3 separate regions of the Homo sapiens genome follow, and all the other regions are linked to region 2. Evidence: chromatin loops called from intact Hi-C (ENCODE). Cell type or tissue: PC-3. All regions are shown on one strand.

Evidence for each region. Hi-C counts contacts between places; a loop is a spot of excess contacts. Peaks named below come from ENCODE experiments on the same cell type or tissue, not always from the same donor. Only the 100,000 strongest peaks of a DNase experiment are listed, where the experiment ranks them.
Region 1: it touches region 2 in a loop (5-fold over the local background); 2 of 110 quality-filtered maps call a loop at or near these places.
Region 3: it touches region 2 in a loop (12-fold over the local background); 3 of 110 quality-filtered maps call a loop at or near these places.

The regions. Positions count from the first base shown.
Region 1 is chr4:62,410,893-62,418,892 of GRCh38, reverse strand. No RefSeq gene overlaps it. Among named protein-coding and RNA genes, the nearest start is that of ADGRL3-AS1, 250 kb to the right of the region's middle. In PC-3, no CTCF peak of the experiment used is centred here; a DNase peak (open chromatin) is centred at 3,432.
Region 2 is chr4:62,706,289-62,714,288 of GRCh38, reverse strand. No RefSeq gene overlaps it. Among named protein-coding and RNA genes, the nearest start is that of ADGRL3-AS1, 550 kb to the right of the region's middle. In PC-3, a CTCF peak has its summit at 4,439 (motif pointing right); DNase peaks (open chromatin) are centred at 2,468 and 4,428; H3K4me3 peaks cover 1,117 bases; H3K27ac peaks cover 1,909 bases.
Region 3 is chr4:61,738,705-61,746,704 of GRCh38, reverse strand. All of the region lies in intron 8 of ADGRL3 (adhesion G protein-coupled receptor L3), which reads right to left. Among named protein-coding and RNA genes, the nearest start is that of ADGRL3-AS1, 420 kb to the left of the region's middle. In PC-3, a CTCF peak has its summit at 4,691 (motif pointing left); a DNase peak (open chromatin) is centred at 4,684.

The sequences.
Region 1 (8,000 bases), 300 kb after region 2:
AATACAGAATGGGTAGTAGAAGAAGGTAGTCATCAATACCAGCTATGACCACGTGACTAGTTGTAGAAACGAGGACTGTAATTGTTATGAGTATTTCTCCTTATTTTGTTAAGAACGTGTTTGTGCATGTATACACTTGTATTAAGAAAATATTTTCATTTTACTTCCTTTCCTTTTCCTTTATCATGTGACATAAGATTTATTGACTTTATAACTGCATTCAAGTGTTGTTAACTTTATGTAATAGCATTTAGGTTAAGGATTAGTGCACATCCTGTTATATGAAGGATACCTGTACTGTGTTTGGAGTAATTATCACCTTATTATTGTCTTTATTTGAAGATTACGTATGATTCAGGAGATGTGTATGGGTTCAATCTGAAAAGGTGTGGACTTGTGATGGTTAATATTGAGTGTCAACTTGATCAGATTGAAGGATGCAAAGTACTGATCCCAGGTGCGTCTATGAGGGTGTTGCCAAAGGAGATTAACATTTGAGTTAGTGGACTGAGAGAGGCAGACCCACCCTCAGTCTGAGTGGGCACCATTTAGCAGCTGCCAGTGAGGCTAGAATAAAGCACGCAGAAGAATTTGGGAAGAACAGACTGGCTGAGTCTTCTGGACTTCTTCTTTCTCCCATGCTGGATGCTTCTTGCATTCAAACATTGAACTCCAACTTCTTCAGCTTTTGGACTCTTGGACTTACACCAGTGATTTAACCAGGGGCTCTCAGGCCTTCAGCTATAGACTGAAGGCTGCACTTTCGGCTTCCCTACTTTTGAGGTTTTGGGACTCGTACTGGCTTCCTTGCTCCTCAGTTTGTAGATGGTCTATTGTGGGACTTCACCTTGTGATTGTGTGAGTCAATACTCCTTAATAAACTTCCCTTCATATATATATCTATCCTATTAGCTCTGTCCCACTAGAGAAACCTGCCTATACACTTCCCAATAGAAAGTTTATTTTCCAGCCAAAAAAACATCCTCTGTATTTTATGATTGAATGTCACTTCCTCAGGACTCTCTGTTTTTACACATTCTCTGCTGAAACATCTCTCTTTCTCTGGCTAATTACTTTTTATGCTTTGGGCTTAGAAAACCAATTACCAAATGTGGGAACCTATCTCTGATCTACAGTGCTAGATAGGTCCTCCTCCCTGCTCCCAGAGCACACTGAACATGACCACTTTTACAGTATTTATTATTCACTGCTGTAAGTATTGATGTTCTTCTGAATCTCCTCTGATAAATTTCTTTGGGACATGAAATGTGTCCTATTCTTTGCATCTACTATGCCTAGTAACCTTGGCTAATCTCAAATGTTCATGGAAAAAACAGTATTTTTGTTTATAATAAAAACAAATAGACAATCAAATTCATCACAAATTGATGCATTAATAATAAAACAACAGTGTTACTTATCACCCAATATGGTAAAACTGAATTATGGACAAATAATCAATCTTTGAAGGAGAATTTTGAGGCCCCAAATATTTATGAGCAGGGTGTGATTTGGACTTTAAAGAGAGTATACTCGTTAGTGTCCTCTTTCTGATGAAGCCAAAAAGAATAATAGAAGAGGAATGAATTCTTGGAAGGTGGAATCAAGGGCCATGGAAAACAATAGAGAGCTGCACCTGAGCCAAAACTGTGGCCCTAAGAGGGAAACATTTTCTATCTCCAAGGCCGAGGTGTAGCATAATATTCATTCAGCAGGACCTGAGAACCACTGCTACAGGCTTCTCATTCTTTTGCTTTCTAAATAGTAGTGTCTTTCTCAAAGTCTGCTAGACTTTGTAATATACAGTGACTAAAGATTTTGCAATATATTTTTCAAAAATCAAGAGACATGCCAGGAATAAAAGGCCAAAATTCTGACCTTTCTTTTGCATTTCTTGACAAAATGAAGGACAAAATACATAAAAATTCCCCCTACCTCACTGAATTTGTACTTGACGTGGCTCTCTGCCTGAAATGTTCTTCTCATAAATATCCACATTACAAATCCCCTTACTGTCTTGTAGTCTGCGTTCAGATGTAAATTAATCAGAGAAATCTTCCTCAATCACTTGTATAAATTAGCAAGACACACCAATACAACTTCACTTCCTATTTGATTACCATGGTGTATGCTTGGACTGAAGTACTTACCACCATCTAATTTTTGTTTTTGTTTATTTTTGTGTGCCTACCCTCTCTTTGCTGTAAGGGCTGTGAGATTCAGGACTTTGTTGTATTCGCTGCTATTACCTCAGTGCCTAGAAGAGTGATTGGCACAAAGTAGGAACTCAGTGTTGAATAAACGATTGAATGGGTTATAAACATTAATTCCTTAATAAAAAGACCTTTTTCTCCTTTCTTTATGTAGCAGTCCAACTGATCCTTGAAACATGTAAAGCATATCACATCACTCACCACTACACTTAGGCCACTTATATGCACAAATGTTTAAATGCCTTATTAACTACTTTTAATCATATTGGCCTTAATTCTATTTCCTCACCATTCCAAGGTTTTTTTGTTTGTTTGTTTTTGTTTTGATCTCAGGGCCTTTTTTTTTTCTGAAACACACTGCTAGATTTTCCATGGTGGGCTTGTTATTGTAGTATGAATGGCAAATATCTCAGCATACATATCACGGCCTCAGAGTTTCTTCCCTGAAGTATTCCACATACACCTTCATATATACAAGCAGATGGGCACACACATGTGCAAACACACACATTTCTCAGTCTCCATGCTAGGCTCATCATTGCATTTATCAAAATCTGAAATGTTTTAATTTATTTGTTCCCTGGCTTGTGAGTTGTTTTATCTTCCACTAGGCAATAAGCCCCATGAGAGCAGGAACCTTATCTGTGATTCATCTTATCTATTTCATTCACCATCAAGTTCCCAGTACCTAAAACAACATCTGATGTATGGAAGACACTTAATAATTACTGAATGAACAAATGAACCTTACATTCAGCCTAAATTTTAGTGCATTAAGACATTTTACCTCAATTTTCTACATGAATATCATTTAGTTGACAACGACCTGTGTTCCAGTTGTAGGTCTTTGCAAATCCTATGGACCTCAATATTAAGTGGACTAATTTATGGTGACCCTTTAATTTCTAAAGTTTTATAATGCAACAGTCAATTAAATATCAAATGTCATCTCAATTATGTATATTGAAGTATTTGCTATAGTTAGTGTTTAGGAAGTTCAATATTCCACGGACTTACTCTTTAAAGGAGAATAAAGTAATATCAGTGTATCTTATATAGATATGGCTAAAAATGTGTTGTTACTGAGCAAAGCATTTAAGCTTTACTGTTGTCAGCACTATCCAAAGAAAAGGAATTCCTACTTAAATAAACTTTCCAAATCTAGGCAACCTAGCTCTAGGCTTAGCATCAGCTGGTTGGTTGAGTCAACCTCAATAAAAGATGACTGTTTCTAGAAAAATTGGGAAAGTAAGAGTCAGACAAACCTGTATCAGTTCATGTTTTAGCCACTGTAGGTAAATTACATAATCTTTTCAACTCTCTCCACATCGTATCCAAGTGATCATAATATGTGTGTTGTAAGGGCTAGAAATATGTTTAATATGCATAACATAACATACCATTTGTAATGTATTAGATGCAAAATAAGCTCTATAGGCTGTTATTAAGATATTGAGTCATATGATGGTAGGAAATTTTTTTATTAATGTTTAATAGGATTGTTCTTTTCAAAACATAATATAATGGTGAAAATGGAAATGTATTTAGATGTAAAGAAAGTTATGCAGAAGTTTTCTTAAAATATCAGCAAAACGTGATCAATACTAGTTGCTAGTAATATGTGTACATATTTGACCTGTGTATGAGAATGAGTCCCAGATCAAATGTAATTAGTAACAGTTGATAATGAAAATATTATTTTAAAACAGGGAGATTTTTCAGATAAGAAATGTCAGAAATGAATATATTACTGTAAACACAACAACATAATTGTACCATTTATTGAGTTCCTGCAATTTCACTAGGAACTCTATGTCTAGTTCTATGTATAGCTGCTATTTAAAAATACTCAAAACTAGGTAATTTTTAAAGAACAGAAACTTACCTCTCACAGATCTGAAGTCTGGAAAGTCCAAGTTCAAGCTGTCAGCATTTGGTGTCTGGTAAGGGGCTTTTGGCCATGTCCTCAACATGGCAGAGAGGGTGAACATTGTGTCCTCACATGGCAGAAGGGCAAAAAGGACCCAGGCTAGTTTTCTCTAACCTTTTTATAAGGCACTAATCTATTCATGATTTTGGAGCCCTTGTGACTTAATCAATTCCCCAAAAGGCCTCACGTCTTAAAACTAGTACAATGAAGATGAAGTTTCAACATGAATTTTGGAGGGAACATCATTATTCAAACCTCCAAGGAGGATGTAGTATCTTAATTTTACAGATTAAGGACATGAGGGTTTCATTCTGTGACATAACATATGCTTTCCAAATATAACCATAAAATTAATACAAAAGTTAATTAAACCAAAATAGCTTGAATAGATTTTTCTCTTATAAAAATAAAAAATGAATAGATACATACCTGTAACCATGTGAGATTTCTTAGCTTATTTGAAATCTATGAATCTATGCATACATTCAATAAAGTATCTAACATGATATTATTTAGTGAATTTTAGGTGAAGTATTTATAATATGTTTGTTTCGCAAAGCAATTAGAAACTGAGTCTGTATGACTTGTTGTTCTCTTTACTGCCTTGGGTTAATTTCAAGATGGTAATCTTTGGGGTTCATTGGCTTCCTCCCTGATTCTCATTAAGTAATTCTGTTCTAAATCTCTGATTATGGTGCAACTTCTAACTACTCAAGGACAAGAAAAAGATTAGATACTTGCTTGATTTAGAAACACAAGAACCCCAAGGAACTAACCTAAACTTTCAGTGCCTAGAGTAAGGAGATTTGAAAGCCTGTCACATCTAGGAGACATCTATCAGAAAAATACATGTATCAAAAGTCAGGCATTATAAGCTTATAGAAATCCACCATAACCAAAATTATTTTAGCAAAAATTATTTTCACTAACTACATTTTAATGCTTCTCATATCACAGATTTCTAAAAGTAAAATAGTATAAACTATTGAATAAACCCTTTTGTACTTCTACTTAAGACAAAATATGTAGCAAATGAGCTCTTTGACACGGCATTAATTGATATTATTTTACTTGAATTTCATAAATAATGAACTAGATATTATATACCTCAAGGCAGAAACATGTCTTTGCAGGTTTTATATTTTCTATGACATCATATACGATCCAAACTGTAAATAGAGTTGAACCAAATGTTCCCCCATTTAAAGCTGGCCACAGCAAAGATTTCAGTTTTATCCCATAATATATTAACATGCTATGGGCAAGAGCACAACCAAACCTTATAAAAGAGGCACCTGTGGTTTTTAAATTAAGCCCATTTGCTGTAATTAGCCAGCTTTATTTTTCATAAGCCCACTTTTTTCATTGTTTTTTAAACTATCCCTGTGGTGGTCATAAACACCATGCAGTTTTTATGGGGGAGGATTTTGTTTCTCAAAACCCCAGGTGAATTGAAATCAAATCACCTAGGCCACTACTAAAGGAAAGAAATAAAAAAAGAAATTGCGGGCTCTGGTTAACTCAGCTCTAGTTGTAGGCGATTCAATCTAAATAAAATTGACTGGCATTAATGCAGTTCTGTCTTGTACAATCTCAGTAGATTTACCTTTCCCTTGGAGGTTAATTTCCAGCATGGTTATTATTGATTCACAGCTTACATTTCTGCATGATTAACCCTTTAAAAATAACTGTGCATCCAAAAAGAAACACAATTTGAAATAAAATCTCAAGGAATTCCATAGAATAATTGTGGCCATTTAAAAAAATTTGAAATATATTTAAGAATAGCCAATGATGTTTAAAATCAATGCAAAACAATTACAGATTTGATACATATCAGATAACCTTTTTAGAATTATTTGAGCTTTCCTTTTTTTCCAGATGTACTAAAATTTTTCTCAGAAATTCTATGATGATTTAGCTAAAAATATTTTACATATATTGCTTTGCTTAGCACTAGTCATAAAAAGAGAAGCATTTGCTCTTTTGTGTATCAGAGCAAGATTTGCAGAAGTTTTATCATGGGCCTTTTTTCTTGTAAAGCAAAAAAGGCATAACCAGAAATGACAGACACTTAAAAAAAAAGTTCTCAGACTAGTATATGGTAATTTCAATATTCTAATGAAAAGAATTTGAGTAAAAAAAGCATTCCTACTATTCTGGAAAACTGGCAAACGCCCCTGTTTATAGTCAATAGCTGATATGGGTAAGAAAAAATATAAATACTGTACTTGATTCTTTCAAGTCTATTTGTTCTTTGATGTTATTGTACAATGACTCTTAATAAGAGCACTATGTTTCACAGGTGGCAAGGAAAATAGATATATGTGGATGATCTCATATAAGAGTGTATTTAAGCATGAAAATTTTATCAAGGACACGAAAATGATCAAACTTGATCAGCATAATTTCAAATCTAAAAATTGATTAAAAGGAAATACATAGAAACTTTGACACAGTGTATAGAGCACACGAAGATATTAATTTTACTGGTGTTAAATAAATCATAAATTTAAAAAAATCTCAATTCCAAGCTAAAGAAATAGATACCCAAATCATAAAGTATCTACTTGAAAAAATATTTTCCAAAACTACTAAGTATAATTTGTTGTTTTAATCTATTCCGAAAATAGTTTGGCATTGCTAATAGAGTGGAAAACATAGGTAATCTGTAACACATTCATTCCATCTGTATGATATGCCCTAGAGAAATTCATACTCTTCATCATAAAATATCTATGTACGAAGATGATTACAGCAGTGTGGTTTCTGATAGCAAAGTAATGAAGACACCTCAGATGTTGTCGCTAATAGAATAAATTAAAATTTTGTGATATAGTCATATAATATTGTACAACATACATAAAAAGGCCTAGTCATATAATGTCATTGATACAATGTTTAAAATTTATTAAATACTTAACACAATGTTGAGTTGTTTTAAAAGTAGGCTACAAAATAAAACATACAGTATAAGTTCATTATGTGAATTTTTTAAAAGAAAAAATATACCATATTGCTTATGGAGCATATGTAGTTGATAAAGATTATGTAACAATGAGATAATAATTTTTATAAATTTAAAAATTAGCAAATATTAATGTTAGTAAACACTTACTGAATTGAGGAACTAAGAAGTAATCCACAGTAGGCTTCTTCGTGTGAATTTAGTTCATAAATGTGTGTTATATTTCACAATACATACTTTTAAATGGATAATTTCAAACTTAATTATTGAAGGGAGAAAATAGCTATGCTATAATATTAAATATGATAGCATACAAATTTTATTTCCTTTGTGCATGCATGTGTGTACATATATGTCTCTGTGTGTATTTACATATATAGTTATATAAGATGGGAAAAAGGAAACAGAACAATGGAAGAAAGAACTGGTGAACATCAGGTTACTTCAGGTTACTTTTTTGTAAGGGTTAAAGCAGAGTGACCTCCTTATTACTCTGATGCAGGTAGATTGGAATCTTCTGTTTCTACGAAAAACTGGTCTGTTTGGGGACCTCTCTGTTTCCTTAAAGTTTGATTATGTGGCATTTAACATGAGTGATGCTTTTTTGGTTTAGTCTTGTCTACTGGAGCCTAGTGCAGGAGTTCGGTCCAAAGCAATGGCCTCCCATAATTTTTCTTTAACACTTTCAAATTTCTACTCCCTCGGTAGCAGAGAAAACTGTATTTACTTTAGCTCTTACTCGATCTTTAGTCAAGCTAAACATTCGTCTTTTGGAATAATTGTTCAGCTTCTCTTATTTTTATTTCTCACTAAACCCCTGCTTCTTTCTAAGATGATGTCCAGACGAATGTAGGCAAAAGAAGTCATGTAACTTTGCTGAACAGAAGTC
Region 2 (8,000 bases):
AAGTTGAAAATGTCAAGTGTTTTGTGAAGCTATTAAGAAATAAAAGAATTTACAGAGGTCCTGGAGGATGAAACTTTGTAGAGAAAGAAAAAATCTAAGGAGCCCCAAGGCACCTGACACATTAGTAAAAGACTATATTGAAAGCAGATCTTCCAGCTTCAGTAGCCCCAAATGACAACACGTTCAGATACACATCACTCAATTACCACCCTGCAAATTCATCCTCTTTAAATTGTAAGCAAAAATAAATTATTTTAAGCCACTTAGTTTCAAGTGTTTTTATGCAGCAACAAATAACCAGAACCGAATTACTGTTTTATCTATGTAACTATAATTTAAATAGATCATTAATTTTTTAATTGCAGAAAGTAAGTTAGAAAACTGGTTCTAAATGTACAATTTAAGGTTATGGAAATATCTAAACCATAAATAGCATGTAGATTCAGTAACTGAATAACTGGATTTCAGGACAGTTTTATATTTTCCAAATATATATGTTACTTATATATAAGAATTCATATTTTGTAATGTTATCGTCTTTATTTGTGTTTTCTTATATTTAAAGCAAGCTGAGTAAAATATTAGTAAGACTAACAGGTGACACAACCATTGTAAGATTTAAAATCATGTGCACCTGTACGTATGTTTCTGTATGTTTTTTCTCAGTCCTTTGCATATAGTATTCTATTTCTGTCTGGCATCCATTTTTGTTGATAAGTTTGTTTTCAAACTATCTGTCATTCTTTTATAATCAATTTGTCTTTTCTTTCTCTAACAGCTCTAAATTTTTTTTTTTTTTTTTTTTTTTTTTTTTTTGAGACTGAGTCTCACTCTGTCACCCAGGCTGGAGTGCAGTGGCGCTATCTCGGCTCACTGCAAACTCCACCTCCCGGGTTCATGCCATTCTCCTGCCTCAGCCTCCCGAGTAGCTGGGACTACAGGCTCCCATCACCACACCCAGCCAATTTTTTGTATTTTTAGTAGAGACGGGGTTTCACCGTGCCAGGATGGTCTCGATCTCCTGACCTCGTGATCCACCCACCTCAGCCTCCCAAAGTGCTGGGATTACAGGAGTGACCCAACGAGCCCTGCCAAGACTATCTATTTTTATGCTCAAGTTCAATGAAGAATGGGCAGTCATGTAGAAATGTGATTGGACAGAGGGTATGATTTAATTATAAGAGACTGATTGGAGAACCCAGCAAGCCCTATCTGTTCGGGTTCTTTTTGACCTCTCTATGTAGCATTTCTACCTCCCAGGTATAGGGCAAGACCCCTTTGCAGTGAAGGTCTTCAAGGGAGAAGAATAGTTTTTCTAGGATCCGTGGTTTTCTTTGGCAGAGAGGAGTTCTAGTTTCTGTGACCTGTCTTGTAGAAGCGGAATTCTGGTTATTATTATTCACTTCAGGGAAGGAAGACAGGCAGGGAACAGGAGGATGAGAGAAAAGGCTTCTGAGCCTTTTAATTATTTTTAATTCAAAATGCTCAACACACTAAGGCATCATATTTGGGGTTTTGTTTTCTGAATCCCAACATGATGTCTAGTTATTATGGTGCCTTAGAGAGTCTTATTTTTATACCATATTTTAATATCCAAGATCTGTAATTTGATTTTGATATCTATCAGTTCTATATGACTTTGTCTTTGTTTTATAATTCTCATTGTTTCTAAGAATTCTTTCCCATTTCTCTTTTAGAATCTTAAACCTCTTGTAAAATCAATTCAAACTTACTGTAACATGTGCATTTCATTGACTTGCTCCTATGTTTCAACTGTTGATTTTGCTGATCTCAGGTGAGAAATCTCTCTCTCTCTCCCCCCCTTTTTCCCCCGCTACTCCCCTTCCTTCTTTGTCCAGCAGTTTTGCTTTTTCCTCCAACTGGCTGCCGAGATCCCATCTGGAATCAGGAATTATATTGGCTCTCATACTGTAATGTTCCAGGGTATTCTAGATCTAGTCATTGAGGTAACATACAGTTCATCCCAGACAGGGTCTTAACTGTGCTGCTAAAAAAAAAAAAAAAGACAATAACTCCTGGAAATGGTTTAAGCTTTTATAGTCTCCTTTCTTCCAGAGATAGGGGGTCTTAATTCAGCCTTCATTTTTATGCAGAGTGGCTAGTTCTTGTCCTCTGTTCCAGTGATTTGCCATTCAATATGTCTACCCCACAGAAGATGAAATGTCATGATGTCTCTGGCTTACTTAGAATCCTTCAGATCAGCATATTCATGGTATCATGGTATAAGAAGTAACTTACACAAATGAATAATTTTTAAAAAATTTAGTTTTGTCATGTTTGGGAAAAAAAAGGAAGTAAAGTATGAATTTATCATTTTGACCAGAAATTCCCTAAGAACTCACTAATGCCTACCTTCCCCCACCTTCCCATTTAAACCTCAAAGCCTTGACTTCAAATATCAGGCAACAATCATTGTTTCCAGATATCCATATGCCCTAAAGGATTCTTAGTCAGGGAATGTAAACGGACAATAAAAAGGTTCATTGAAAAGGAAACAGTTTACACACACTTACTGAAAGAGGTAAAGTTCCTGGTATAAAAAGCTATAAAATGAATAATAACAATAAAATGTGTTCTAAGAGCAACCTCCATTTCCTGTTTCATTACCAAAAACAGGGAATAGTTTTTAACTAGTTGAACTGAGAGTCTGCTTTGGAATCTGACTAGTGTCAATTTTGTACATTTCTGATCCTCTTGTGCATCCCTGGTTGTCTTGCCATATGTCTTACATTGAGTCGTTCGTCATTCATCACAGATAGTCATTATTTTTCTTCTTAAGCTTTGAAATGGCTGTACGATACTGCTCCCTCTTCCTTTCTAGCCAGATTCCTGGAAGTCTATTTATATCTGTTGGAGACTGCATTTCTGCTCTGCTCTGGATAGGTGAACTTTATAAAACAACTGTAGTGGAAAATGTCACTACAAACATGCACTTGAATCTAAAGAGTGATCTCCAATGGCAAAAAAAAAATCTATGTACCATGAATCTGCCTACCTAATGCTATCACATTTTCTCATGATCAGCTAGTAGTTTTCCCTGCATTACTGTTAGCTACTCGATGATCAACATCACATAGGTCATCTAAGTAGGCACAGCGTCAAATGCTGACTTAGGGGTATACATTGAAAGGCATAATTCTTTTAAGGAGTTGGCAGGCTGTTTGGAAAGGACAATGAGAAAAGCTTTCAATATTTTGTTGTTGCAGATTGGATCCAAAGAAGGAGATGTGAGCAACAGAGAGATTGGATAGGAGAAAATTGTAATGGCAATATGAAATAACTAGGGCCTAAATGATAGTGATGGCTTGGGAATGGAAGGAGCAAACCAAGAAACAAAACAAAAAGGAGTTATCATACCATGGGACAGAACCTGTGAAAGAAAAGAACAAGGAGTTAAACACAACAATAATAAAAAGAGCAAGAACAGTAACAACACGTGAAATTTGCTAACTGCTAAAATACTTCAAACACAAGAAACCAATACAATGTTAGTAACAGTGACAGAACCTGGAAAGAGATCCATTTTAATGAGAAAAATTATTATTGGGTCACAGAAATTCCAAGTTTCATGTGATTGTGGGCCATGATAAAGGAAAACATTGATCTGTAGAAGAGGTATACATTTCAGGCATCAAGGAAGTCAAAGCTTAAAAAGTAGTACAGTAAGGAGGGAGCAAAGAGTCTTAATAAAATGAGAAATAAACTGAGTAGCTTATTACCTTAGAAGATTTAGTGATTTTTTAAATCAAATCTATATAAGTTCTGAAGACTTAGAGAGGAAAAGAAGATTTTACATTCTCTTTATCACTTGAGCAAAGAGGTAATGGAAGAATATATTTTTTTATTTTTTATTTTCTAGATTTTCCTTAATATAAATATTTATGCTTTAATTGAATTGCTTCATTGCTATATAGTATCTCTCTAAAGCACCACAACCCTATGGTAACAGTCACTATAGAAAACCAAAAATTCCTTTGCTTCTCTCTATAAACCATTTCTCATTTTCGTCTGTAATTTAATTCAAAAGAAAACATCATTTTAGAGATGCAGAAACATAAATTACATCTAAATCTACAATGGCCTCTGAAATTATCTCTTTAAAATGTCTTAAAGTATCATGCAATACATGGTGAATTAGTAAAATTGTAACAATTTTTCCAGATTTTTTTTTCCAAACAACTAAGATACGAAAAGAGAAGAATTACCAGTAAATGAAGATTGGAGTGATCATTTCCTGTTTGTTTTTATTGTGGTTTGATTTCAATGTAATGTTTTCTAATAAGCTAACAAGTGCAGTATCTCTAAACAAACTTCAAATGAACATATTAATATGGAGCTCACAGAGTCCCTTTTTGTGTCCCTTTTTACCTTGGTACAATAGCCTACTGTGCAGAGTGCTCCATGGAGAATTCTTTAACACTGGGTGGCGCTATATACTAACAAAAAAATCTTTATTTAGCATGACTATCTATATTTTTAGTTTCAGTTCATTTTTGCAGTCTTGATATCAACTATCATTGCATATTATTTTGTGAGTCCTTCTGATATTCCACTCACACAAATGTCTGGTGCAAACTGGGCTATTAGCAAAGAAATGTCAACCATGTTGCTCCAACTAGGTAGCATGTTCGTGATAAAGCATTATGAGAAATAAACTGGAAGAAAATAAAATCATGTGATAGAGAAGCATTTGTCCCTCATGTCGATGACTGAGGATATTTGTTGGAGGGAAACATTAAGTGAATTACAAATTTGCATAGCCAGTGAATTCCAAAGTAGCATCACATTTTCTATTACCTAGTTATAAACAGTGATGCAATAAATCATTAAATGTGACATGGAAGTTATTTAATTTACTGACCTAGATCACTCATAGAGTCACTCACATAAATAATTGAGCTATTTTTTTTTCAGGAAATTGGATACCAAGGCATTTATATCCTAAAGGAATACATATAAAGGTTTTTGGAAATTTTAACACAGTATCTGTTATACAATTGAAGACAAAAAAAGTACATTGGAAGAATTTACTGATAAAATATTAGAATCTTTTATTAAAATAATAAAAGAAATATAAAATCTATTTTGGGGAAGAAGCTTTTCATTTTTCTCTTATAAGTGATATATATTAGTATACATCTTGAAAAAATTATTGAATAAAGAACATATTAGCATATGAATTCTTCTTCCACCAGCACCCTCCCTTGCCACCAATTACACTCCAAACTCAGAGATAAAAGTTTATGTATACATTCAATCCTTTTTACCTGCATAAAATCCACTTTTGTATACATGCACAAATTCTATTGTATATTAACAAGATCATACTATGCATATTGATCAACACATTGTTCTTTCAATTAAAAACAGACCTGAAGTATTTTTCTATGTCCTCATAAAGGTTTGATTCTTTTCAACAGTAGCATGATATTCTATAGCATGAGTAAGCCATACATTTTTAACTGTTTTTCTCATTGAATTTTTAGAGTTTTGATTTTTAGGTTTCTTTCTCCTTTATTATAAACAATGGCACAGTAAACATCCTTGTACACACTTCTCTGTGTATGTGTATATTTCTGTTGGATGAATTTTAGAAGTAGAATTGCTGAGGCAAAAGGAAGGTACAACTTCCTAAAAAGCTAGTCGAATTTCACATTTGCTCCAACAATGCAGTAGAGTGTCTTGTTGGAATTCTTCCCCAGTTCTTGGCAGCAATGAACAGTATCAGTCTTTTTTTCTCTCATATTTGAAGGTTGGGGTGCTATGTCTTGGCTGTTTTCATTGTTGATTGATTATATAGAGATTGTGGATTGTTTTATATTTTTATTGAAATTTATGGGCTTTCTTTTTAGAATTGCACATTCACATCATGTTTAAACATCTTGATACTGGGTTAATTCTATTTTTGCATATATAGCATTATAACAGACATTTGTATCATGTATACTTACTTTTTGTTAATAATAGAAAATGCAAATATTGTCCCCAGCCTGTCTTTTGTCTATTAGCATTGTTTACATCATTGTTGATGATCATAATGATTGTCATCTCTACCATTTTTTTCTTTATGAATTCTGACTTTGTATCTTGCTTAAGAAAGCTTTTTTCACCCCAAATTGTTTAAGATATTTGCATTTTTTTACTAGTACTTTTATAGTTCAGGTTATTATATTTTTCCCTCTAATTCTTCTAAAATTTAATTTTGTATATGGCTTGTGGGAGGGAATTAAACTTTTTCTCAAATAAATAGCTAGTTTTCCAGATATTTATTTAAAAGTTGATCCTTTTCCTGTGGAATTGAAATACTGCTTTAATCATAAACTCAAGAAATCTTTCTTGAGCTTTTGGACAAGTATGGTTGACATTCTCTGGTTTTATTGTATACATTTTGTTTTATTTCCCTAAAACTTCTTGTAGTAATAATCAAATGATCATATCAATAGCATTCATAGGCTAATTATTTTTTAGAATTGCTTACATAGGGGTCTTATTTCTCAAATTACAATACAAATGAGTTAAGCTATGAAAGATCAGTGTTCTTCTAATGCATACTATTCAGCCTTTAAGAAGAGGGAAATCATGTAACGAAAACATGGATGAACTCGGAGGACATTATACCAAGAGAAATAAGCCAGGCACAAAACAACAAATACTGCATGGTCTCAGTTATATGTGAAATCCAAAATAATCACTCAGAAGCAGTGAACAGAATGATTAGCAGAGGCTGAGGAGTTGGGGGGAATGAGATGTTGGTCAAAGAGTACAGTGTTTCAGTTATACCAGAAAAATAAATGGTAAACATTTGTGTTAATGGATATGTTAATTACCTTTATTCAATTATTCCATATTGAGTGTGTGTGTATATATATGTGTGTATATATATATGTATATATATATGTATATATATATATATATCACAGCATCACTTTGTATCCCATAAACATATACAATTATAATTTGCCAATATCTAATAAATAATAGAGAAAAATGTGAAAATGACATTTTTCCTATTTGTAATCTTTTTGAAATAATTAACACAGTAACTCTCTTCAATATTCAAAAAAAAAGATTACCTTTCTCAAGGGCTTTAAGAATGGTTAGTCTAAACCTCAAAATGTACAGTTGTATATTGACCTCAGTATGAAACCATTTATCTTGGCAAGGAAAAGATATAATGATTTTTGTAATTTTGCATTTATTGTATCTATACTCAGTAAGCACACTAAAAGTGCTTGTATACCTTGACATTTTTTAAAGGGTGAGACTAGACAAATGAAACATTTCTCCTAACAATGTAGAAGAAATTTTTTTTTTACTAAATAGTTTGCCGTCTGAGACATATTCAAAATATATGATTTTTTGATGATTTCTTGACCCAGGGCCTCCTGTTCCATTTGGACTATCTTAAATTGCAGGAATAGTTCTCCACATTTACTTCTTCATGTACAATATTTCCATAAATAGAGTGTGAGATGTTACAAAGTGTTTTTACTAACAACACATCGGTTATTAAACGTGGGATTTTTTTCTCACAGCAACCAGTTCTCTAACTATTTGGACACCAACTGGGTGTACTACAATTCAATTCAATTCTGTCACTAACCACTTGGAGTTAGTACAATCCCCACAGGTTAGAGGCTAAGTCCCACAAGACTGCCCCCTACTTCAGACTCCAATCCCAAGTCTTGGGCCTCCTGTAGTTCTGACTGGCTATGCATTAGGGGCTTCAACAACTCCTTCCTCAAGTTTTGGTCATTTGCTGGGACAATCCTCACAACTTAGGGAAGTTTTTTAGTTAGTATTACCAGTAAATTATAAAGGATATAACTCAGGAACAGCCAAATGGAAGAAAGGCACAGGGCAAAATACTGGGGAGAGAGTGTTTCACACCCTCTCCACATGTTTCACCCTGACAGCGTCTTGCTCTGTTCACCAACCAGAAGCCCTCTGAATGTCATTGTTTAGGCGTTTTCATGAAG
Region 3 (8,000 bases), 970 kb after region 2:
TTTGAATATGTCCCAGAGATTCTGGTATGTTGTTTCTTTGTTCTTGTTGGTTTCAAAGAACATCTTTATTTCTGCCTTCATTTCGTTATGTACCCAGTAGTCATTCAGGAGCAGGTTGTTCAGTTTCCATGTAGTTGAGTGGTTTTGAGTGAGTTTCTTAATCCTGAGTTCTAGTTTGATTGCACTGTGGTCTCAGAGAGAGTTTGTTATAATTTCTGTTCTTTTACATTTGCTGAGGAGTGCTTTACTTCCAACTATGTGGTCAGTTTTGGAATAGGTGTGGTTTTGTGCTGAAAAAAATGTATATTCTGTTGATTTGGGGTGGAGAGTTCTGTAGATGGGTATTAGGTCCGCTTGGTGCAGAGCTGACTTCAATTCCTGGGTATCCTTTTTAACTTTCTGTCTTGTTGATCTGTCTAATATTGACAGTGGGGTGTTAAAGTCTCCCATTATTAATATGTGGGAGTATAAGTCTCTTTGTAGGTCACTCAGGACTTGCTTTATGAGTCTGGGTGCTCCTGTGTTGGGTGCATATATATTTAGGATAGTTAGCTCTTCTTGTTGAATTGATCTCTTTACTATTATTTAATGGCCTTCTTTGTCTCTTTGATCTTTGTTGGTTTAAAGTCTGTTTTATCAGAGACTAGGATTGCAACCCCTGCCTTTTTTTGTTTTCCATTTGTTTGGTAGATCTTCCTCCATCCTTTTATTTTGAGCTTTTGTGTGTCTGCATGTGCGATGAGTTTCCTGAATACAGCACACTGATGGGTCTTGACTCTTTATCCAATTTGCCAGTCTGTGTCTTTTAATGGGAGCATTTAGTCCATTTACATTTAAAGTTAATATTGTTATGTGTGAATTTGATCCTGTCATTATGATGTTAGCTGGTTATTTTGCTCGTGAGTTGATGCAGTTTATTCCTAGCCTCGATGGTCTTTACAATTTGGCATGATTTTGCAGTGGCTGGTACCAGTTGTTCCTTTCCATGTTTAGTGCTTCCTTCAGGAGCTCTTTTAGGGAAGCCCTGGTGGTGACAAAATCTCTCAGCATTTGCTTGTTTGTAAAGTATTTTATTTCTCCTTCACTTATGAAGCTTAGTTTGGCTGGATATGAAATTCTGGGTTGAAAATTCTTTTCTTTAAGAATGTTGAATATTGGCCCCCACTGTCTTCTGGCTTGTAGAGTTTCTGCCGAGAGATCAGCTGTTAGTCTGATGGGCTTCCCTTTGTGGGTAACCCTGCCTTTCTTTCTGGCTGCCCTTAACATTTTTTCCTTCATTTCAACTTTGGTGAATCTGACAATTATGTGTCTTGGAGTTGCTCTTCTCGAGGAGTATCTTTGTGGCATTCTCTGTATTTCCTGAGTCTGAATGTTGGCCTGCCTTGCTAGATTGGGGAAGTTCTCCTGGATAATATCCTGCAGAGTGTTTTCCAACTTGGTTCCATTCTCCCCATCACTTTCAGGTACACCAATCAGACGTAGATTTGGTCTTTTCACATAGTCCCATTTTTCTTGGAGTTTGTTTCTTTTTATTCTTTTTTCTCTAAACTTCCCTTCTCGCTTCAGTTCATTCATTTCATCTTCCATCACTGATACCCTTTATTCCAGTTGATCGCATTGGCTCCTGAGGCTTCTGCATTCTTCACATAGTTCTCGAGTCTTGGTTCTCAGCTCCATCAGCTCCTTTAAGCACTTCTCTGTGTTGGTTATTCTAGTTATACACTCGCCTAAATTTTTTTCAAAGTTTTCAACTTCTTTGCCTTTGGTTTTAATTTCCTCCTGTAGCTCGGAGTAGTTTGATCGTCTGAAGGCTTCTTCTCTCAACTCATCAAAGTCATTCTCTGTCCAGCTTTGTTCCGTTGCTGGTGAGGAGCTGCATTCCTTTGGAGGGGGAGAGGTGCTCTGCTTTTTAGAGTTTCCAGTTTTTCTGCTCTGTTTTTTCCCCATCTTTGTGGTTTTATCTACTTTTGGTCTTTGATGATGGTGATGTACAGATGGTTTTTTGGTGTGGATGTCCTTTCTGTTTGTTAGTTTTCCTTCTAACAGATAGGACCCTCAGCTGCAGGTCTGTTGGAGTTTTCTAGAAGTCCACTCCAGACCCTGTTTGCCTGGGTACCAGCAGCGGTGGCTGCAGAACAGCGGATTTTTGTGAAGCACAAACGCTGCTGCCTGATAGCTCCTCTGGAATTTTTGTCTCAGAGGAGTACCCGGCGGTGTGAGGTGTCAGTCTGCCCCTACTGGGGGGTGCCTCCCAGTTAGGCTGCTCGGGGGTCAGGGGTCAGGGACCCACTTGAGGAGGCAGTCTGCCCGTTCTCAGATCTCCAGCTGCGTGCTGGGTGAACCACTGCTCTCTTCAAAGCTCTTAAACAGGGACACTTAAGTATGCAGAGGTTACTGCTGTCTTTTTGTTTGTCTGTGTCCTGCCCCCAGAGGTGGAGTCTACAGAGGCAGGCAGGCCTCCTTGAGCTGTGTTGGGCTCCTCCCAGTTCGAGTTTCCCTGCTGCTTTGTTTACCTAAGCTAGCCTGGGCAATGGTGGGTGCCCCTCCCCCAGCCTCGCTGCTGCCTTGCAGTTTGATCTCAGACTGTTGTGCTAGCAATCAGCGAGACTCCATGGGCCTAGGACCCTCCGAGCCAGGTGCGGGATATAATCTCCTGGTGTGCCGTTTTTTAAGCCCATCGGAAAAGCTCAGTATGGGGGTGGGAGTGACCTGATTTTCCAGGTGCTGTCTGTAACCCCTTTCTTTGACTAGGAAAGGGAAGTCCCTGACCCCTTGCACTTCCCGAGTGAGGCAATGCGTCGCCCTGCTTCGGCTCGCACACGGTGTGCTGCACCCACTGTCCTGCGCCCACTGTCTGGCACTCCCTAGTGAGATGAACCCGGTACCTCAGATGGAAATGCAGAAATCACCCGTTTTCTGCGTCACTCACGCTGGGAGCTGTAGAGCGGAGCTGTTCCTATTCGGCCATCTTGGCTCCAGCCCCTGTCTTTTTCTTAATTCTTTCAATTCCACTTTACCTCACCACAAACTACCCATGGCCCTCAGTGGGCTTCTCATAAAATACAGAAGTCTTAACTTTCACTTACTATTTAAATATGAATGCTAACAGCCAAATTATCGTAGATATTGAAAGATTTGCCATGTTTTAAAAATAATCTATTTCATCATTTAATGAGTAGTGTGTTTCTAAATATAGTACTATTTTCTTGTTTTGAAAGGCAAAAGTTTCTTCAAAGACATTCTCACTTAAAAAAATAACTAGCATTAGAGATAATTTTCAGATAAATCTTAATGTCAACAAATACCGAACTCTTCACTTACTCCTGTATGTTTTTTGGCAGAATTGTTTTCTCTTTTCTTTTTTTTTTTTTTTTTTTTTTGAGATGGAGTCTTGCTCTGTCACCCAGGCTGGAGTGCAGTGGCACGATCTGATCTCTGCTCACTGCAAGCTCCGCCTCCTGGGTTCACACCATTCTCCTGCCACAGCTTCCTGAGTAGCTAGGACTACAGGCACCCACCACCACTCCCAGCTAATTTTTCGTATTTTTAATAGAGACGGGGTTTCGCCATGTTAGCCAGGATGGTCTAGATCTTCTAACCTTGTGATCCGCCTGCCTTGGCTTCCCAAAGTGCTGGAATTACAGGCATGAGCCACCGAGCCCAGCCAGAATTGTTTTTTCTAACATTATTGAAAAAAAAAAAAATTTAAGGCTAAAATATTGCAGTCACAAGGCATTTTATATAGAAAGCACTGGCTAATTTTGATTTGTATCTTCGCTAGTATAAATAGATGCAAAAAGTTTGGCCATTGATTTGTACTACTGAAAGGTATAATGAAAAGCAGCCAGAATTCTTTTTAAGTAAATAAGATGAAGTGTTCTCCATTTGTTTTCAGGGAAATCAGTTAACATACCTCATCTTGTAAAATTATATAGTATAGTAGATTTTACCTGTCATTTACGTATCTTGAATTATTTTGTCATTAATCATTATTATCCGATAATTTAGCTTTCTAGTGGTAAAGTAGTTATTAAGAAGGAAATACCTTTGTGCTTAAAAACTCATACTATTGCCTGTCAAGCCTAGTCCAAGGTATTTGAACACTACTTAAAAATGCTAAAAACAGGCCGGGTGCGGTGTCTCACGCCTGTAATCCCAGCACTTTGGGAGGCCGAGATGGGTGGATCATGAGGTCAGGATATAGAGACCATCCTGTCTAACATGGTGAAGCCCCGTCTCTACTAAAAATACAAAAAAAATTAGCCGGGCGTGGTGGCGGGCGCCTGTAGTCCCAGCTACTCGGGAGGCTGAGGCAGGAGAATAGTGTGAACCCGGGAGGCGGAGCTTGCAGTGAGCCGAGATCGCTCCAGTGCACTCCAGCCTGGGCAACAGAGTGAGACTCCATCTCAAAAAATAATAATAATAAGAAGAAGAAGAGTAAGAATAATAATAATAAAAGGTTAAAAACAGAGAAGTGAAGCATATGTCTGACTTGGCTATTCTAACAGCTATTACGTAATAGAGTCAACTCTCACTTATCTGTGCTAAGATGGGTAGAAGCATTGGATTCTTACGGTGGAACCCCTAGATAATCATTACTTTTGGCACTGTTACCAACCCTTAAAAGACGTGCCAATGAAGAGCAACAACACTATTCCAGTTCCACCTGCCTGCCCTCTGGTGGACATGCTAATGAGCAGTGAAATGGCTACAGAAAGGACAGCTGGTGTGAGTGGGAAGCTTATTCACAAATAAGTCATCTTTCTTTATTACTGTGAAATACACATATAAATGATTTTGATTTCATGTCTAACAATTATACATTTATCAGGGACATCATTCTGTAGAAACACAACTAACGTTAGAGCGTTTGTGAACCTTTTTATTCCTTGCCTCTTCTCTCATCCATTTGGAAGGTCACCTAGTCAGATGAATAACAAACACTAGGTTCAGCTGTATAGTTAAGTTCAGCTTTGCTTTGTACAGGACTGTGATTCTTTTACTCAGAGCCTGAAAGGCAGATGTCATTCTGGGAAGTTTTACCCTCAATTATGAAGACATAAAAATACAGGAAAGGTTTAAAAAAAAGCGTAAGAGAAAATTCAGCTGCTGTGAAGTGGCAATGGAATAGCTCTTGCAAATTTCACAAGCTTTGGCTGTGCTCCCTGAAAAATCAGCAGCAGCAATGTCCTTCAGGCAGCAGCTGTCACTGCAAGCAAAGAAGCAGCACTGGAAAGAAAAAGAAGGGGCTCCTCTGCAGACAGAGAAAACAGCTGATGCATAAAAATACAGATAGGGCTGAAATTAGCAACAAGTTGCTGACTATTTTTTCCTTTTTGTAAAGTTCACTCAGCTACTAAGATAGATGTAAATTAAACTTTAGAGACAATGTGGTATCTCAAGTGGAACTGTGAAGGAATCATACCCTAGGCTGAGGACAAGTTTGATTTAAGATCCTACTACTTTTAGGCTCCATTTTCTGACGAGGGTGCACCATATTTAACTAAACCATTCAGGAAGCAGATTCAGCTACCTATTAAACACGTGGCAGTTTCAAAATGTTCAGGATTCTCTGCCCAGCACTCACATTACTCAGCTGTCATAGTAAAGGGCTCAGATATATGATGTGAAAATTACATTTTAACGAGGTGTCATGTGTGTTTAAAGTTCTTATTCATCACTACACAGCCACAGCTTTTACTGGAGATACAAATGCACTTAATTTGCATATTATAAGGACAGAAGGTGCACCATATCCTCATTGTTAAACTGTTATGTGTAGGCTTTTTGTTGGTTTAGATTCTACCATCTTTAGCGTACATAAGAATGGTTATATTTACATAATCTCAAACGGCTTTCAAGAAAATGTGGATTGTGTTTGGGAAGCAGAACAGCAGGTAACAAGACAGTAGCTACATCTCTTTATCATTCTATTGTTAGTACTTATTGCTGGATGTGTTTTTCACTAAATCTCAACCAGTAGATTTTTAGATCTGTTAGACATACTAATTTTAGGAAATTTTTGAAACTCAGCTTCTATGCCTGTTATTACCAATTTGAACCTACTTTCCCATCCTCCTTCAGTAGCAAATACTGGAAAACACGTGAATATTTAACAAGGAAAATTAGAATGTTTGATGGACAGCTTAGAAACAAACTGTAGGAGTCAAAGAAAATACCTCTCTTCTCACTGTTCTTTATTAATGAATAATCAATTTGGCAGAAGGTGGTTTGGGAGAGAGAAGAGTTAAAGGTGAAAGTCAGTCAAAACCAGGCACTAATCATAGCTAAAGGTAAGTGATGCAACTATCTGACCCCCTCCCACCAGCTGTATCAGGATAGAACATATGGTTTTAGAGTTATGATGCTCATGTGAGAATCACTCAAATAACCTGCAAAGCAGCTGAGTATTATTTGAACATTTTAAATGTACATCTTACAAAAAATAGCCAGTTAAAGGTAATAATAAAGGTATACTTTTATATTGTATTTTATAAGATAGGAAATAGGCTCAGGTGAAAGTATATTTGAAGAAAATTCTAGATTTGATAGTTCTGTATCTGGTGCTCTGCCCAGAAAAAACAGAGGAAGTGCTTTCACATGTACTTTGTACTCAAGTGCTAATGCTTAAAATCATTTTGGTACCTGTGTCCAAAGCTGAATCACTGGTTCTTTAGACAAAATGTATTTTCAAGAGAACACAACTATTATGCATTTCTAAAAATAATATATTTTCCATTTTCTTCAAGTTGAAGAAATCCCTACAATTTGTCAACTAAACAATTTATGTTCTTAATATAGAATTCTTTAAACAGTTGCCCACTTTCTTCCATACTGTAAAATTACTGACTTTAATTTCTTCTGGAAGAAAACACATTACGTATTAATGTACTTCTGTTTATCACACGCTAAACTGCCCCTTAGATTACCAAAGCTCACAACAATGTGGGTGAAGCAAGGGAGAAGCTGGTGGTACAGGGTGGGGGGAGTGACTTACTAAAACTTAGATTATAGATCCATGTGCTGACAGTGAAGATGACTACCTGAGGAGCATACACGTAATCTTAATAAATCACATTTAGAAATTATACTCCTATTCACCTAGTATCTTGAAAAAGCAGATTTAAAAAACATAGTCCATTTATCCATTTAATCATTCAACAGTCTTTACAAAGCACCAAGTATTTATCAGACATTTTATGAATTTGTAGATGGGCTGGGTTCAGTGGCTCCCACCTGAAATCCCAGCACTTTGGGAGGTCAAGCTACTCAGGGGGCTGAGGCTCGAGAATCGTTTGAACCCAGGAAATGGAGGTTGTAGTTAGCCGAGACTGTGTGGCACTGCACTCCAGCCTGGGCAACACAGTGAGACTCTGTCTCCAATCAAAAAAAAAAAAGTAATTTGTAGAAGAAACTGACTAAAACAATATCAATAAGATTATTACAATATGAATCAAAGTCTACTTAGTTCCAAAAAAAACTTTTTATAAAAAATTAGAGATGCTTTGCATTTGTATTTTCCTTAATATGTGAAATATAACTATATTATTTAAAATTTTAAGAAATTATTTGCAAATATATTTGCTATATGAATGCTAAATAGCAGTATCAAAATAAGTTCTGATTTATGTTTCCACCAATTTCATGCTGAGAAATGACAAAAATGCTGGCAATTTTACATTTAATATCATGCAGAATAGGTGACAACAGGATAGTGTTCCAAAAGTAATGTTTTTAGAGAAACATAGTAAATGAATTTTAAACTTCTTCTAAACTTTGCCAAGAAAAACTGGCCAATTAACGATTTTTTTCAAGGAGAAACTTCACTTAGAGTCTCTGAAAGCATTTTAAATACAAGTTTAAAAAGTCAATTGAAATTAATTTCTTAACATAGCTATTGTTGAAAACAGTGTTTCACAGATTGTACCATTTCTCAAGACATTTCTTCTGAAAAATAATGCAAACATACATGTCATACAATTGGGTAGCTCAACAAAAGG